2 separate regions of the Mus musculus genome follow, and region 2 is linked to region 1. The links are chromatin loops, found by intact Hi-C in ENCODE. Cell type or tissue: gastrocnemius. All regions are shown on one strand.

Region 1 (8,000 bases):
TAAAGGTGCCAAGCTCCATGCTAAAATCAGATGCTCTCTCTACCTTCCAATGCCTGGGTGTTTGGTGAAGAACGCCATGACTCGGAGAAGGCAGAAGGGGCTGAGAATAAAATCCGTCTAGGCAGGGTTACCTCTGAATAGCCTGGTTATCTAGAGAGGAACGCTATCTTCTCACTAAAAGCCAGTGGTTAGATTAATGGGAGCATTTGAAAAATCTGTTCAGTCTTGCTGGTGGGCAGCCAGGGAGAGAGTGTTTTCTGTTTATCTCTATAGTGGCAGACATGTTCATCACAGAAAGGCTGTGTGCGATTTCAAGCAGCCGGGAAGTAGAGCTGAAGTAGTATGAGGTCTTTGGTTGTGCACACCAGCTCCTGAAACAGGGAGAAGCCCTCCCCACCCCCATTGACAGACAATGGCCTGGGTTGCACAAGAGGTAGATCTTCCCTTGTTGCTCTAGAAGGGAGTTTTATCACCATCCCCATTCCCCCCCCCCCCCACACACACCCATTGCTTTATCGCACAGGAATGCAGCTGGAGTCTCAGCCCCTCCTTGACAGCACAGACCTCAGTAAATTACCAAGGTCTTGACCCAAGAGATGAGAAGCCCTAAGTGATTTTTCAGCCTCCTATCTAAGGACGTGTTTACATTTCTTGAACTCTGGCTGACTGACTCATTCTCCTGCTGTTGCAAGAACTTTCCTTATGCATCAGGATTTATACATTTCATTCCTGAAAGACCCAGGGTCCTTTCCAAGCCACTGTGCAGTGAACCTCATCACAACACAATTCTGCTGAGTGGCTCTGTCCGGAGGATGGGTCCCACCCGGCCAGGCGAGTGTGAGCGAGGCTGAGAGGCAGTGTAGTGTGGAAGGAAAGCACAAGACACAGCTCAGGACATCTGGGGTCTGGGTTCCACTCCCGCTATGTTAAGGTGTAGGCTTGAAGCTACAGAAACCCAGTCTCAGAACCTCAGTTCCCCCCCCCCACCTGACTTAAACTTAAGAAGTGTTTTAAGTTTATGCAGGAGCCATTCTCAAACAAATCAGGAAGAAAACACTGGCCGAGGAAACACAGAAAAAAGAAGAGCCTGTAAGAGATAGATACTGTCTTAGAATCAAAAATAATAAGGAGGTGGCTGGAGAGATGGCTCCAAGGTTAAGAGCACCGGCTGCTCTTCCAGAGGTTCTGAGTTCAATTCCCAGCAACCACATATGGTGGTTCATCTATAATGGGATCAGATGCCCTCTTCTGGCACAAAGGCATACATGCAGTCAGAACATTGTACATATAACAATTAAATAAATCTTTAAAAAAGAAAAACAAAACAAAAAAGAACCGAGAGTACAGCATGTCATGTGGAGCCACTGATGAGTGTTGAGAAGAAGAAGTCTCAGAAAGAGACTAAAATCTACATCAGCAAAGCCATAGGCACAGCTAAATTTCATTCCCCAAATAATCATCGATTCATGAGCATTACCATTACCGTTGAACCATGGAGTTCCAGTCCACAGATTCAATCCTTCCACAAAACGTTACCAATTGGAAGCTGGGTATGGTGGCACGTGCCTATACGTACAGCACTTGGGAGATAAAAGAAGGAGGATCAGGAATTCAAGGTCATCCTTGGCCTTGAGTTTGAGGCCAGCCTGTGCTACATGAGACCCTGTCTCAAAAAATAACAAAATGGAGGGTGCAGGGGGTGGAGAATGCTCAGTTAGGAGCACTTGCTGCTCTTATGGAGGAACCAAGTTCAGTTCCCAGCACCCACATCAGATGGTTCACACCTGCCTGTAACTCCAGCTCCAGAAGAATGAGACAGTCTTCTGCCTCTGTGGGCTCCTGCATCCACAGACACAGACCCATCAGCATTGGCACATGCACACGTTGTTTCAAAATTAAGGAAATTGTAAAAATATCTCCATCAGTTGCATGGCCAGTTGTGCCTCTGGGGTCTTAGCTTGCACAGCTGTGGCAGATTTGCAGGCTAATGCCACGCTGGCTCATGTGGAGGGTGCCATCATGTCCCACAGACACAATGGCCATTGCCTCTCTCTGCTACATCATATTCATTCTCTCTCTCTCTCTCTCTCTCTCTCTCTCTCTCTCTCTCCATCTCCTATTTGGCCTCCACCTCTGAGGAGCAGGGGAAATCTCTAATCTCTCCCTGAAAGCTTTCAGAAGCATTTTCCTATTTCAGCAAAGTGTGGTCATACAAAATTTATATTCAACAGCATCAGCACTTTTTCCCCATCAATATTTCCTTTTTAATGTCAGCTTTATCTGAATTCCGATAGCACAAAGAATCTACTTTTGTTCTTTTAAATACCAATCAAAACAAGAAGGTCTAAATTTGAATATAAAGCTTAACCCCACTCAACAAGGTGTTTAGACATATTTCCAGACACTATGGGTTATACCTGGGAATGCTATAGGTGTGGGCTTATAATCTTTAATGTGCATGAGCTGAGCACATATGGTTATGGTTCGTATGAAAGTTCATGAGACCTAGATCTGACACCTCGATGCCCTTTCTCTCCGACTTTCACTGCAGCAAACGCTGGAGCCGGAGCCAGTCTTCATGGAAATCTTTATGAAACCTCCTCACGTTTGGCTCAAGCTGCAGAGAGTCAGGTACAGTATTGACTGTGAATGAGCACAACACTGGGAGTCAAGACTTGTCTGGGATTCTTGTCCTAACTTGCTGTGTGACCCTGAGTGAGCCTCTTCATCTCCTTGGGCCTCATTTGTCTCATCAGTAAAATGAGCAGGTAAACTGTACCGTCACCAGGTTTCTTTACTCTCAAGCTTGGAATCTGGATTGTGGTGTGTGTGTGAAGAAGCAGAGCTGACTTTTCCCAGACTTCTGCAAAGTCAGAATTAGAATAAGAATACAGACACCAGCAGCCACAAGCCGAGAATCACATTTTTCCTTCCAAATCAGGAAAGAAAATAGCGATCGAGTTTGTTGTTTGCTTGTTGGTTTTAAGGCATCAAGGAGAGGAGCTAGGGAGATGGCTCTGTCTATAAAGAGCCTGCCACAAAGGCAAGGTCTGAGTTCAGATCTCCAGACCCCACATAAAAAGCCTGACAGGTACAGCTGCAAACATCTGTAATCGTGGCATTGTGGGAGGTGAGCAGGAGACAGGCAGATCCTTGGAGCTCATTGTGCAGCCAGCCCAGCTAAATGGATGCACTCCAGGTTCAGTGAGAGACCGTTTCAACAAATAACATGGAGAACAATAAAGGGAGACACCAGATGTCAATCTCTGGCCTCCATACACACGCACACACACCCATGAGCACATACACCACACACGCACACACTCACACGTACGCACACAGGTAGGATAATTATGAAGAAGGAAGGTGCCGATTTGAATGGCTTGGAAATATCTAATGTTTCAAGGGATGTGTGCAGACTTTTTGATAAGCGGTCCTCTGTCTGAAGCTCTGAGGGTGACAGTGTCTTCAGTCTCTCAAGAGAAGCTAGTAGGGAATTCCTAGAGCTGGATCCAGGGACTGGGAACTCCTGAGGCAGATGCTATACCACTGCTCCAGGGGTTGCCTAGGTCCCTCCGCTCTCAGACAGCCTCCAGGGCAGGCTCGCCAAGCCTCTTATCTCCAACTTCTTGCTGCTTCTGGCCTTCCCTCTTTTCCCCAGCACTTCCTTACAATCAGAGCAGAAATGAGTCTGTTTGCACAATATTTGAACTGACCTTTCAGGTTAAAACACCAGGCCCAAGTCAGGCCTCCATTGAAGAAAAGCATATCTAAGCCACTTCTCCACTACTGAAGAACCTCAGAAACAACACAGACACACACATACTATGTGTGTCTGTCTGTCTGTCTGTGTGTGTGTTTGTGTGTGTGTGTGTGTGTGGTTTGCCTCCATTGAAGACACTTTTCATAAAGGATCCGAAGACCTTAAGTAATAACAATAGCAATAATAATTACAGAGTTGTGACTAAGAAAATACAATATATTTTGGAAATCCCATAGCTCCAAAGGCCATACCAATACTCCCTGCATGGTCCAAACTCATGTATCCCTATGGCTCTACTGGAGGACCCTTCAAAGAGTGACCCAGCCATGACAAGTTAACTATAGACTAAATTATGAACTTTGCAGTCAGACTGAACTTTGGATCTTAAGCTCCAAGCCTGGTTCATCTGCAAGGCCTTGGTAAGTTCACAAACTCTGGAAATATCTTGTACCTCCTTTGCAAATGGAGAAAGGTTCCCATCTGAGCTTCTTGGTTGGTTGGTGTTACCATAGCCTGCCTGCCTTTGAAAAGGAACCCCGAGGGGAAAAGCCTTATGAGGAAAAGTCTAGGGAGCCCCACCAGTCCCCAAGCCAGGAAAAATGGGGTGTAGGGTACAAAGGACTTCCTCCTGCCTCTCTCACCCCTCCCCCTTCTTGAGGCTCAGGGCACTTTATTAGGTTAATCACTGCCTCGGATTTTAACTACTTCCTCAACCTACTCCACATAAATGACTAATTTTATGTTTACCATAAAGCATCTGGAAAGGCTTTAGAAACAAATTTCTACCCAACAGACTTCAGTTTACCCACCTTGATGGGCCACTGGCCCAACCAGTGGCCTCCCTGCCTCTCTAGGACCTAGGACCTTTCTTGCTCTGAAGCACAAAGCAGGCTTGCAGCAACAGTAGTAGCAGCAGCAATTAAGCCCGTCTTTCTTTTCTTTTAATCCCTACTGACTCAGCTCGTCCCTCCATCCTTTAGGGTCTGGTCATGTAAGGTCACTCACACATAATACATTTGTCTAGTTTTGTTGTTGGTGGTGGAGGTTTGGTTTGGTTTGGCTTGGTTTGGTTTAAGTCACAGTGAGAATCCCAAAGGTGGAACCTTTTGGAAACAACAGACCTTTGAGAAGTCACATACCTAGGCTGGGAAGTATGAGGGAAAGAAAGTCTGGTATTGCTGTCCAAGTTCAGCTCTGGGGTCCGGAGGCTGCCCCCGTGCGCCCCCTCCCGGTAGTACTGAAAACCTCTGCTCTGAGTCTTCAGTGGCCGCGTCGCTAAGGCCAAAGCCGAAAGGGTGAGGGGCTCTAGCCTCCCAGTTCCACTTTCAAGTAAAGGCCCTTAGGCACCCCTTCTACACCTAGCCGGAGGTTCCGGGCCTCAGAGCCAAGTCCATCAGTTTAAAAAAAAAAAAAAAAAAAGCGCCGCAGCTGCCATCAGCAACTTCCTTGGAGTTAGAAGTGGGGAGAAGTCAGAGAAATAGGGGGAAGAAGACTACAAGGGGAGTTGCGTGGAGATGAAAAGAGCGATGAAAAAAGAGAAAGAAGACAAGCAGACGTGTTTCAACTCCAAGCTCCCATTTCCCCTTTCAAATGAACGGCCTCCCCACTGTGAGCAGAATCAAGTATTTATGAAGGCATTTTTTGCATATTAATAGCTGCGCAGGGATGGGGCCCTGCCAGCGCTTAAGTCCTAAAGGTATGGTGCCCTTTTGAAAATACAGGTCTTTCCAGCCCCTCATAGAATTTGGTTTTCTCCTTCAGATTTATTTCCCCCTCTGCCTTGTGGGTCCTCCTGGGGCCCTACAACTGATTAAGAGAAATTAGTTTCTGGGCTGCCTTCAGAGTCCAGGACTGCTCTTCCCTCTGCGGGTCGCTGACATCAATCGCAGGCTCTCGCCTTTCCTCTTCCCCAAGGCCTCTGGGGAGAGGCTTGAGGTTGGGTGAGGTGCCCAGCACCTAAAAAGAATCTTAAAATTGTAAATGGAAGTTTCAGAAGGAGATATTAATACATCCGTGCAGTGAGAGAGGAGAAAGTAAAAAAGAAAAATATGCAATCATTTCATTAACGTTAATAATACTGTCGATCCTCGGTGAGGATTGCATTTCATTTTTAAAAAGAAAACATAGAGAGTTAGAAACATAATCAAAAGACCAAATCATATTAAAATAATAGTAGTAGGCAAGAATATGAGCTATAGTTTAGTGGCAGGGCTTGACTACCATAGGCAAGGCCCTGGGTCTGATCCGGAATACTCTTATACACACACACACACACACACACACACACACACACACACACGCACACGCATACGCGCGCACACACACACACACACACACGCACACGCATACGCGCGCACACACACACACACACACACACAGAGGCACAGATGACTAGGGCTTGGGGCTGTAGTTCAGCTGGTTGAGGTCTATCTTAGAATGCACATGGCCCTGCATTCTATCCCTGGGACCACATAAAACCCAGGCACGGTCACACACCTGCAATATCAGCCCTCGGAAAGAAAGGCTCAGAAAGTCAAAATCATCCGAGGCAACCTGAGATCTGTGATCTCCTGGAATCTGTGATTTAATACTGGGCAACATCAAGGTTCCAGACGGTTGGTGAGGAGGAGCCAGCCTGGGCTGCCCAGAGTCCACCCTCTGTGTGCACTGTTATAACAACCAAAGTGTTTCCACCCACTGCTAAATATTCCCCAGGGAGCAAACTGAACCCATCACCCCTCTCTTTTTTTCCTCCTCCTCTTCTTCCTCTTTCCCCTTCCTCCTTTCCTTTTCCTTTTTTGTTGTTACTGTTGTTCGTTTTTGAGCCAGAGTCTTACTATGTAGCCCAGACTGGCCATCCTACCTCACTGAAATTATAGGCATATGCTATCACGTCCAGAGTGACTGAATATTGAAAGTGCAAATCAAAACCATAAGTCAATCATGATTCCATCTATGGTTGTTGATTTTTGTGTTTTGTTCTCAAGCATCTGTTAGGGAGCACAAAATTAGGGTGCTCTGGGTTCAAACTTCACGTCGCGTCCCTGGGCCTGTGGTCTCTGCTCTCCTCCCCTAGTCGTCTTTATTCTATGAAAAAGGAAAGATAAAAAGAGTTTGTAAATTTTCAATTTGATGGAGACATACTCACATAATCGCAGGACCCTGGAGGCTGAACCGGGGGTTGGGAATGTGGTATCTACTTCAAAACCAAACTGAGCACCCTGAATGGAAAAATCAAAAAAATCAAATAAGTAAATAAGTTTACTTTTTTTTTTTTTTTTTTGGACAGGGTCTCACTATATAGACAACGCTGCATGCACTCTGACTCCCAAAGATCTGCCTTTGCCCCCAAAGTGCTAAGACTGGAGGCATTCACTACCACGCCCAGCTAAATAAATAACTTTTTTTTTAAGATTTATTTTATTAATATATGTAAGTACACTGTAGCTGTCCTCAGACACTCCAGAAGAGGGAGTCAGATCTTGTTACAGATGGTTGTGAGCCACCATGTGGTTGCTGGGACTTGAACTCTGGACCTTCGGAAGAGCAGTCGGGTGCTCTTACCCACTGAGCCATCTTACCAGCCCCCATAAATAACTTTTAAAATGTACATTGTATGCAAGGGAAGCTAAAATGACCCAGGAGTCACAATGTCCAGCAGGAGTCCATGCACAGCCAGCTGAGCATCAGCAGCAACATTTTTTTTTTAAAGATTTATTTATTTATTATATGTAAGTACACTGTAGCTGTCTTCAGACACTCCAGAAGAGAGAGTCAGATCTCCTTACGGATGATTGTGAGCCACCATGTGGTTGCTGGGATTTGAACTCCTGACCTTCGGAAGAGCAGTCGGGTGCTCTTACCCACTGAGCCATCTCACCAGCCCAGCAGCAACATTTCTTAACACTGTTCTTTTAACAAATTGAACATTAATCTGACTGGTGTTGTGCTGTTATCTTCTAAGACTCAGAGAGTCAATGAATTTGTCTCTCTCTTTTTTTTTAAGATTTATTTATTTTATGTATATGAATACACCATAGCTATCTTCAGACACACCAGAAGACAGCATCAGATCCCATTACAGATGGTTGTGAGCCATCATGTGGTTGCTGGGATTTGAACTCAGGACCTCTGGAAGAGCAGTCAGTGCTCTGACCCGCTGAGCCACCTCTCCAGCCCATGAGTTTGTCCCTTATTCTCAAGTTTGCATCTCAAGTAGGAACTTCTCTCTTCCACT
Region 2 (8,000 bases), 68 kb before region 1:
GAATTTCCCATGGACACAAACTCCTAGTTAAAATCTCTTTTTTCCCTAGAGAATATCCAGTAGTAGCAACTTCTAAAAGACAGCGGTAATTAGGAAGATAATTGGGAAGGAATAATCAAGCAAAGGAAACTGGAGCTTTGGAATGTGGTGGGGATGCCGACCTGGCACCATTACAAGAATTGTGTGTCCATCTGGGTCCTCCAAGGAACAGATACCAAGACAAGATTAGATGTGTCTGAGATTTATTAGGGAAGACACCTGTGAGGGAAAATGGGGAGGGAGCCAGGAGAGGCAACAGCTCGGGCACAGATCCATCCGGGTGAAGGAGAGAGAGGAGAGAGCAAAGGCAGGCCAGGTGGAAGTGTCTTAGACTGCTGAGCCACTGGAAGAAAGTTTTGCAAGGTCGCTGGAAATCCCTGAGCCAGTCACCCATCAGAGGTGTGCCCTGGCTCCCTTGTCCCCAGGGCTTAGCCCGCCTGCTATGGTTCTGCGGGCACACTCAGACATGAGCATGCTGGAGCAGCCTGGAGAAGCCTAACTTTGGCACAAATGTGGCGATAGAGGTAGGATGTAGCAACAAGGGCCTTTGTCATTTCTGCTCCTTGGAACTGGTGATGTTGAGAGGCGCTCCTATGTGGCTATGCCAAACTGTGTCTTCTCTGTACAAGTCCCACTTAGAACCTATTTCTTCAGCATCCATTTGTAGGGCCCTGCCCCCTCTGCCTTTCTGTGAGTCTCATAGAATTGTCTTCATCTTTCTCTCTTATATAAATCAATACTGTGTATGTGTTTGAGTATGTGCTGTTATTTGTTTGTTTGTTTGTTTGTTTGTTTGTTTGTTTGTAAAAGAAGGGGTCTTGCTATCTGACTTAAACCCTCAATCCTCCTGCCTCAGCTTCCTGGATGCTGAGATTACAGGCATGCACCACGATGCCCAGCTTCAACTCAATGATTTCCATCTCTCATCATTTCCTTGAGATACTTTCTACTTCAGTACATACAACCCAGCAGCACAGGAAATCCGTGACAACTACCCTGTAAGAGCCTGGGATAGAGGTGAAGGCTGCCTACCTACTCTGGGCACTAGAATCTTCACAGAAATATTCACAGTCTCTCTCTCTCTCTCTCTCTCTCTCTCTCTCTCTCTCTCTCTCTCTCTGTCGTGTGTGTGTGTGTGTGTGTGTGTGTTCAGGTGTGTGCATGCTGTGGTGTGCTTGTAAAGGTCAGAGGACAACTTTTGGTATCCATTCTCTGTTGAGACAGGCCATCTCAGTATAGAAGTGTGTACGACCACTGCATCTGACTTTATACCTGGTTTCAGGACTTGAACCTGCATCCTCAGACATACACAGCCAGTGCCTTTACCTGCTTTTTAAAGACCAGTTTTCATTATGTATCTTAGAATAGGCTTGACGTCTTTACCTTGCTGCCTCCACCTCCTGAGGGCTGGGGTCCAGGTGTGCACCCCCATGTGCCAGTCTTCAGGTGTCTACTTCATCCTCCACATCTTGTTTGTTCACTTGGTGGCATTTCTAAATTTGAGATGCAGTTTACAATTTTGGGTAATTGCCACCTGCTGTCAGGAGAATGAGTTGGTTTTAAGTTGTCATCATTTGCCCCGTGGGAGAACTCAATAAATACAGTGAACCATATTTACAGTAAGTGAATATTCAGTATTTATTGCTGAAGGCAGGACTACACTTTCATGTCTTCCAGCAAAACAAGTCAAGGACTTCACATGACACAGAAGGAAGATGCCAGCCCACACAATGGGCACTGTAATTATACAATAAAAATTGACAGATGTCTCAGGAGAAACTGAATTCTTCAGCTTAAAGAAGTTTTAGGGAACCAACTCATTTATTGCAACATCACCATAGAATACCAGGGATCTCTCCAGAGACTTCTGAGCGACTTTCAGGAGAAACTTCTAGAAACAGGTAATCTAGTTAAAGGAAGGACAAACCTGAATGCAGCCAAATTAAAAGACAAACAGAAGCCTGGTACTCCACCAATCAAAGCACCTATCCTCCATTTGCTAAAGGGGCTGCAAGCAAGCCCCACCCAAGCGTCTGCGCACCCCCAAAGCTGAGGACCCACATGTCTGAGCACCACTGCCAAGGATCACAAAGTATTCAGCGAAGCCATAGCCTGACTTTGAAAGAAGCACACTCCCAAGGCCAGACATGGTGATGCACAGCTCTAAGCCCAGCATGTGGGAGGTAGAGGCAGAGGCAGGCAGATCTCTGAGTTCAAGGGCGGCCTGGTCTACAAAGCGCATTCTAGGATAGCCAGAGGTACACAAAGAAATCAAAAAGGTGTATCTCAAACATGTTTATTTCCCTTAAATGTCATCATTAAACAAGCAGTGTGCTTAAAGGACATCTTAGAACTGAGGACCTAGGGTTAATATAATAATAAGTTATAGGGTTATTAATAATAATAACAACTAGAGTTATTATTATAACATTATAACTAGGCTTATAATATTATAACTAGGATTAATACTAATAAATTTAAAATTATTTTAAATTTTGCTCTGCAAATTCACAATGCCTAACCTACTAATGGAAATGTGAAGTATTTTATAAAATGTAATGTTCTTACCAAAGGTTCCAGGTCTCTGGGTCTTCATTGTTCTCTGTTATAGATAAGAACCACTTCCTGATTACAATTCAAGCTGATAATGAAGCCCCCTTTCAGAGACTCTTCAAACTTTCTGGCTCACATTCCCAATCTTCCTTCAGGAAAAAGCAACTCAGGGAATTCCTGTTTAATCTTGCCAGTCTTGTGTCTTTGTTTCCCGTGCAAGACTGTGGCTCTTTAGACTTTGTACTCTCTCATCAAACCTATTGAAATTTCCTGTTGAAATTACTCAATTTTTTTCCCTCTTTAATATAGATTAAAAAGGGCTGGAGAGATGGCTCAGAGGTTAAGAGTGCTGGCTACTCTTCCAGAGGTCCTGAGTTCAATTCCCAGCAACCACATGGTAGCTCACAACCATCTGTAATGGGATCTGATGCCCTCTTCTGGTGTGTCTGAAGAGAGCGACAGTGTACTTATAAATAAAATAAATAATAAATCTTTAAATATGTGTGTGTGTATATATATATATATGCATATGTAAATGTATGTATATGAAAAAGGAGCCCTTTGGCTGAGATCTCTCTAGAAGAACTCAAGGGAGGGAGTGTGTGTCAGGGCAGTAAACTTAATCTATGCCTTTTTTTCTAATCTAACTCTTTACAGCGAGAAAGGGAGAAAATAGTTTTAGTGAAAATAGTTTTAGTATTATAAATAATGCCTTCTGTTCATCTCTATTCCTAAGATGCTCTGCTTGCTATAAAGGGCCTTCCATATGACACATGTACTAATGAGTTTTTATTGTTTTGATTTATTTCATTGAAGCTGGGGACTGAACTCAGGACTGTAAGCATGCTGAACATAAAACACCCCAACCCTTCTTCTATGGTTCTTTTTCCACCTCAGATTTTGGCAATTTAACTTTAGGGCCTCACATTAGGCGAGCTATAGACCCAGCCTGCATCCATGGTTCTTAAAACTGACTACTGAACATTACAAGTCCCTGAAGAGTTTTCAAAGCCTGTAAGTGCCTGACAGGAGTGAGGACCAGACGTTTCATCTCTAATAGTCTCCATAACAGGCCTTCGTGCTAGGTCCTACCACCCCCATTTTCCAGATGAAGGTGCTCAAATCATCCCAAATATCTCTCTCAAAGGCGTGTCACTGAGTGTCCTATGTAACATTTTTTTGACAGCACATGGCAAAATACCCTATCCCACTCACCCTCACACATACCCAAATATCAGACCGTCCTGGAAGCAGCAGGAAATACCCCCACTTACTTCCAGCTCTTCCAGGCAGCAGAAACACAAGCCCTACATCCTTGAATCTTCAACTCTCCTGTCTCTCCCATTACATCTCCACAGCCACCAGGGAGCACACTGGTGTGGGTGGCCAGGTCAGAAGTCAACATCTTTGATCAACATAACTATACATTTTGAATATTTTTATTTCCTGATCAGGCTTAGATTTCTGTGAGCCTAGATGGATTAGATGAAATTTGATATTTTTCTTAAAAGCCAGGATGAATTAAGCAGATTGACACAGGTGAACAAAAACAGCTTGACTTCTCCCTCAAGTCGACTATGTTATTTTTCATTTTATTCAAGTTCCAGACAAAACAACTTCAAGTGATTCTCAGTGAATCTGAGAATCCCGGAAGAGGTCCCTTCTTTATTAGAGACACTAGCCAAGTTTTTTATTTCCCAAAATATTGCATCAAGAGCATTTTTCCCCCTGCCGTTCTCAGCAAATTTGGAGCTGCTGACATTTTGGGGAAGGGTGAAGCAGTTGCCAGACTCCCCAAGTTCTAAGGGAAACAGACTTTATCCCTGGTTGCTCCTGATGGAGGACAAGCTCCACCACGCCCCTCGTCAGAGCGCAGAGCCCAAAGTCACAGCACAGACCAGCCCAGGACTTAGCCAGTGAATCACGGGAACTCAGGGATTTCTGCTGGAACAAAGAACTCCAGGCGCTGGGAAACTTTCTGGCGGAGCCATTCCCTCGGTCCCAGCGGAAAAGCAAACCGCTTCCACCTAGTCCTGGAGAAAACCAGTGCAAAGCAGCTGTAGTCGACCCCAGTCATGGCGCTACGGCCTCTCGTCCACAGCTGCTATTTTTCATACCAGCTGCATCCCGAGCGAGAAGTGGAGAGGCTGATTGGTAGTGGTGGTGGGCGTCTCGGTCGGAGCTTTCTTAAGAAGAAAGGGCTTTGAATGAGCCAATGAAAGCTGTTGCCAGGGAACCAGATGCCACGAGCAGGCCACTCCAGCAGCGTAGGAATACAAGCACAGAGGCCAGGAGTGCTGGAGTGAGTATTAAGTGTACTTGGCAGCTTAGTCCTACGAGGCTGGTTAACCCTTTATGCACCTAACCAGGAGCAGGCTGTCAAGGAGAAGGAGAATGGTAAAATCCTAAGAGCCAAGTCACCCCCACTGCCAGCTCTTCCTGCTGCAAAGCTGTCCTCCCTGCTTGACTGACAACTCCCTCCCCCAGGCCCCACCCGCATTAGGATGTGTAGGCATTCTCACAGGATATATGATCGCAGAGGGCACCTCTCTTATCTGCTCAAGTTTATTACAATACTGATTCATCTCAGCCTGTGGCCTGGCTTCTTCTGGCCATTGTCCTCGGAGTGTTCTCTGTGATGAAGACGGATGGATCACTTCCTCCCTCCCTGAGGACATATCCCCAGAGCCTCCTGGGCCAGCCAGAGACTGGCAGCCTACCTTCATTGTTGCCTGGTAGGAAATGAGGAACACACAAAATCACCACGGTTGGGTCTCCTGGCCTAGCCCCTAGGGATGTATGCTGTCTTGTCCATTTTTTTCTTTTCTGTCAATCCCAATCAGGCATTTGCTCTGGGCCTCATTTCTGCACAATCTGGTTAAGCAATCTCTACAGAGGAACTTGAAAATCAGTTCATAAGAGAACCTGAGTGTCTCCCTTAAGGACTCCATGAGGGCTGAAGGCGGGCAGTGAGTGTCCCTGAGGAATGAGGGAGCTCTTGATTCTTGTCTCTAGCAAGACACGGGCTTTGAAAGGAAGGCTCTCAAAGCCTCCAGGCTCCCTCACATCACCTCTTTTGCTTCACACTGGCAGTTCTAGCTCTGTCAGGGCCATGGATGGGGATGTAATTTGAACATTCAAAAACTAAAACCTTACTAATGTGAGCAAATAACAGAATGAGAATGTGTTCGTACCTTATGCAGTGTATTCACAAAGAGATGTATTACGTTAGTATTTCTCAAATGATTAGTGAATAGTTCACAGACTGACTCCTTGACCGTCAGAAAACATAGAAATGGTTCTCATCACAGAGTTAAGTAGTGAGCTGGAAGGTAGCTGACAGAAAGGTGTTCATAGTATAGTCTAGTCACCTACTGTCTCTACACATGAGAGCCCTTCTGGGAGTTGTGACCTTCAGAGCCTCTGCATGTACAGCAAAGCCTTCCTTCTATCATCTAACAGGGAGCCACTGCATTGCCAGGCAGAATTAGTTTTCTTTTAAATTTATTTATGTTATGTATGTGAATATACTGCCATTCTCTCTATGCACACCAGAAAAGAGCATTGGATCCCATTAGAGGTGGTTGTGAGCCACCATGTGGTTTCTGGGAACTGAACTCAGGACCTCTGGAAGAGCAGTCAGTGCTCTTAACTGCTGAGCCATCCCTCCAGTTCCAGAATTATTTCTTAAACACTATTTGTTGACTGCGTACTACAGGACAGTCTGGCTCTTATATCAGCACTTTATCTGTTACATAAACATCATTATAACAAAAGCCAATGAAACTTGTATTTTGTTTTGTTTTGTTTTTTTTTGTTTTTTTTTTTAAAGATTTTATTTATTTATTTATTATATGTAAGTACACTGTAGCTGTCTTCAGATGCACCAGAAGAGGGCATCAGATCTCATTACGGGTGGTTGTGAGCCACCATGTGGTTGCTGGAATTTGAACTTCGGACCTTCGGAAGAGCAGTCGGGTGCTCTTACCCACTGAGCCATATCACCAGCCCCCTTGTTTTGTTTTTTAAAGATTTATTTATTTATTATATGTAAGTACACTGTAGCTGTCTCAGACACTCCAGAAGAGGGCGTCAGATCTTGTTACAGATGGTTGTGAGCCACCATGTGGTTGCTGGGATTTGAACTCCGGACCTTCGGAAGAGCAGTCGGGTGCTCTTACCCACTGAGCCATCTCACCAGCCCGTTTTGTTTTATTTTGTTTTGTTTTGTTTTGTTGAGACAGGGTCTATGTGTAGTTCTGGAACTCACTATATAGACCAGGCTGGCCTCAAACTCACAGAGATCCTCCTGCCTCTGCCTCTAATGTCAGCCTTTGGGTGTCAGAGGCAGGAGGGCCTCTTGAGTTTGAGATCAGCCTAGTTAGTCTACATGAGTTCCAGGTCAGTCAGATCTACACAGATCTACCCTGTTCTCAACAAACACACCAGTAAGCTGATAAAACATTCTCTTCTAATTCTGCTTAATGGCTCGAGGCAAGCAGAATCCACAGGGCCTCTGTGACGTGGGCTCTGTCTCAGCTTGGAACATTGCTCCTCCTGGCTTGCTCCAGGATCAGGTCCCAAGAATTGCTACTTTTGTTCCCACTGGCAGAGCCGCTGCCAGGCAGTGATTGATTCCTCCCATGTTATGAAAGGACCAAGAACGAGGGATTTGTGTTTCTTCTACAAACTTGCCATCTCCCCGCCATAAATTTAAGGGTTTGCAGTTACTCTGCATGTCCGTGCTAAGAACACAAAGCCCGGAGCAAAGGATTTGTTTTGGAAGGACCAAGCATTCTCCACTCCCCAAGCAAACCCTTCCAGACCCTGAATAAGTAGCTCTCCCTTTCTACATCCTGAACCAGGCAGGGTGTGCGGCCTTGATTTATACCTAAGAACAGAGAGGATGCAGAGGTAGAGACAGCCACCTCTCCCTTACTGTGATTCCAGGGTCGTCTATGTTGCTTTTTTGCATTGTTTTCTTTCATATCTGGCCTAAGCCACATCAGAAATCAGCTCCAGTATCTAAACAGGCCACTCACTACTCCTCCTTAGCAAGCCTGTGCTTCTTCCAACAAGTCTAGAGGGTTGACTCTCCCACCCTGCTGTCAGCGTGCTTTCTGCCTTTGTTTACTGAGTCTTGGGTTGGTTGGGGTTTTAACCTGTGAGTCTAAGCTTTGTACTGTGGCCAGGCAAACTACCAGCTTCTAAGACAGGCTTTGACCTAATGCTCCTCATTTATTCCTCTTAATGGCTCAGAGATAATTACCCATCTCTTTGAGCATGTCACAAAGCAAACCCCAAATGCTTAGAGAGCTGCTACTATGTGCAAGGGGTGGTGTGGGAATATGCAGGATAAGATTTAGTGCCTATCTTCCATGAAAGAGCTCTCACTGTATAAGGCAGTA

Evidence for each region. A loop is a pair of places that touch in the nucleus more often than their neighbours do. Peaks named below come from ENCODE experiments on the same cell type or tissue, not always from the same donor. Only the 100,000 strongest peaks of a DNase experiment are listed, where the experiment ranks them.
Region 2: a loop joins it to region 1, with 2.8 times the contacts of the local background. A loop is called at or near these places in 2 of 42 quality-filtered maps.

What each region holds. Positions count from the first base shown.
Region 1 is chr1:59,579,845-59,587,844 of GRCm38, forward strand. Gm973 (predicted gene 973) reads left to right here. Exons shown (of 19, transcript NM_001357842.1): 10 at 2,552-2,631. Gm39648 (a long non-coding RNA gene) reads right to left here. Exons shown (of 3, transcript XR_865454.2): 3 at 6,554-6,850. Among named protein-coding and RNA genes, the nearest start is that of Gm39648, 12 kb to the right of the region's middle. In gastrocnemius, CTCF peaks have their summits at 1,229 (motif pointing left) and 4,994 (motif pointing left); a DNase peak (open chromatin) is centred at 4,992; H3K4me3 peaks cover 323 bases; H3K27ac peaks cover 729 bases.
Region 2 is chr1:59,511,625-59,519,624 of GRCm38, forward strand. It overlaps a transcript of Gm973 not described here. Among named protein-coding and RNA genes, the nearest start is that of Gm973, 8.7 kb to the right of the region's middle. In gastrocnemius, a CTCF peak has its summit at 3,952 (motif pointing right); DNase peaks (open chromatin) are centred at 276 and 4,821; H3K4me3 peaks cover 2,383 bases; H3K27ac peaks cover 4,221 bases.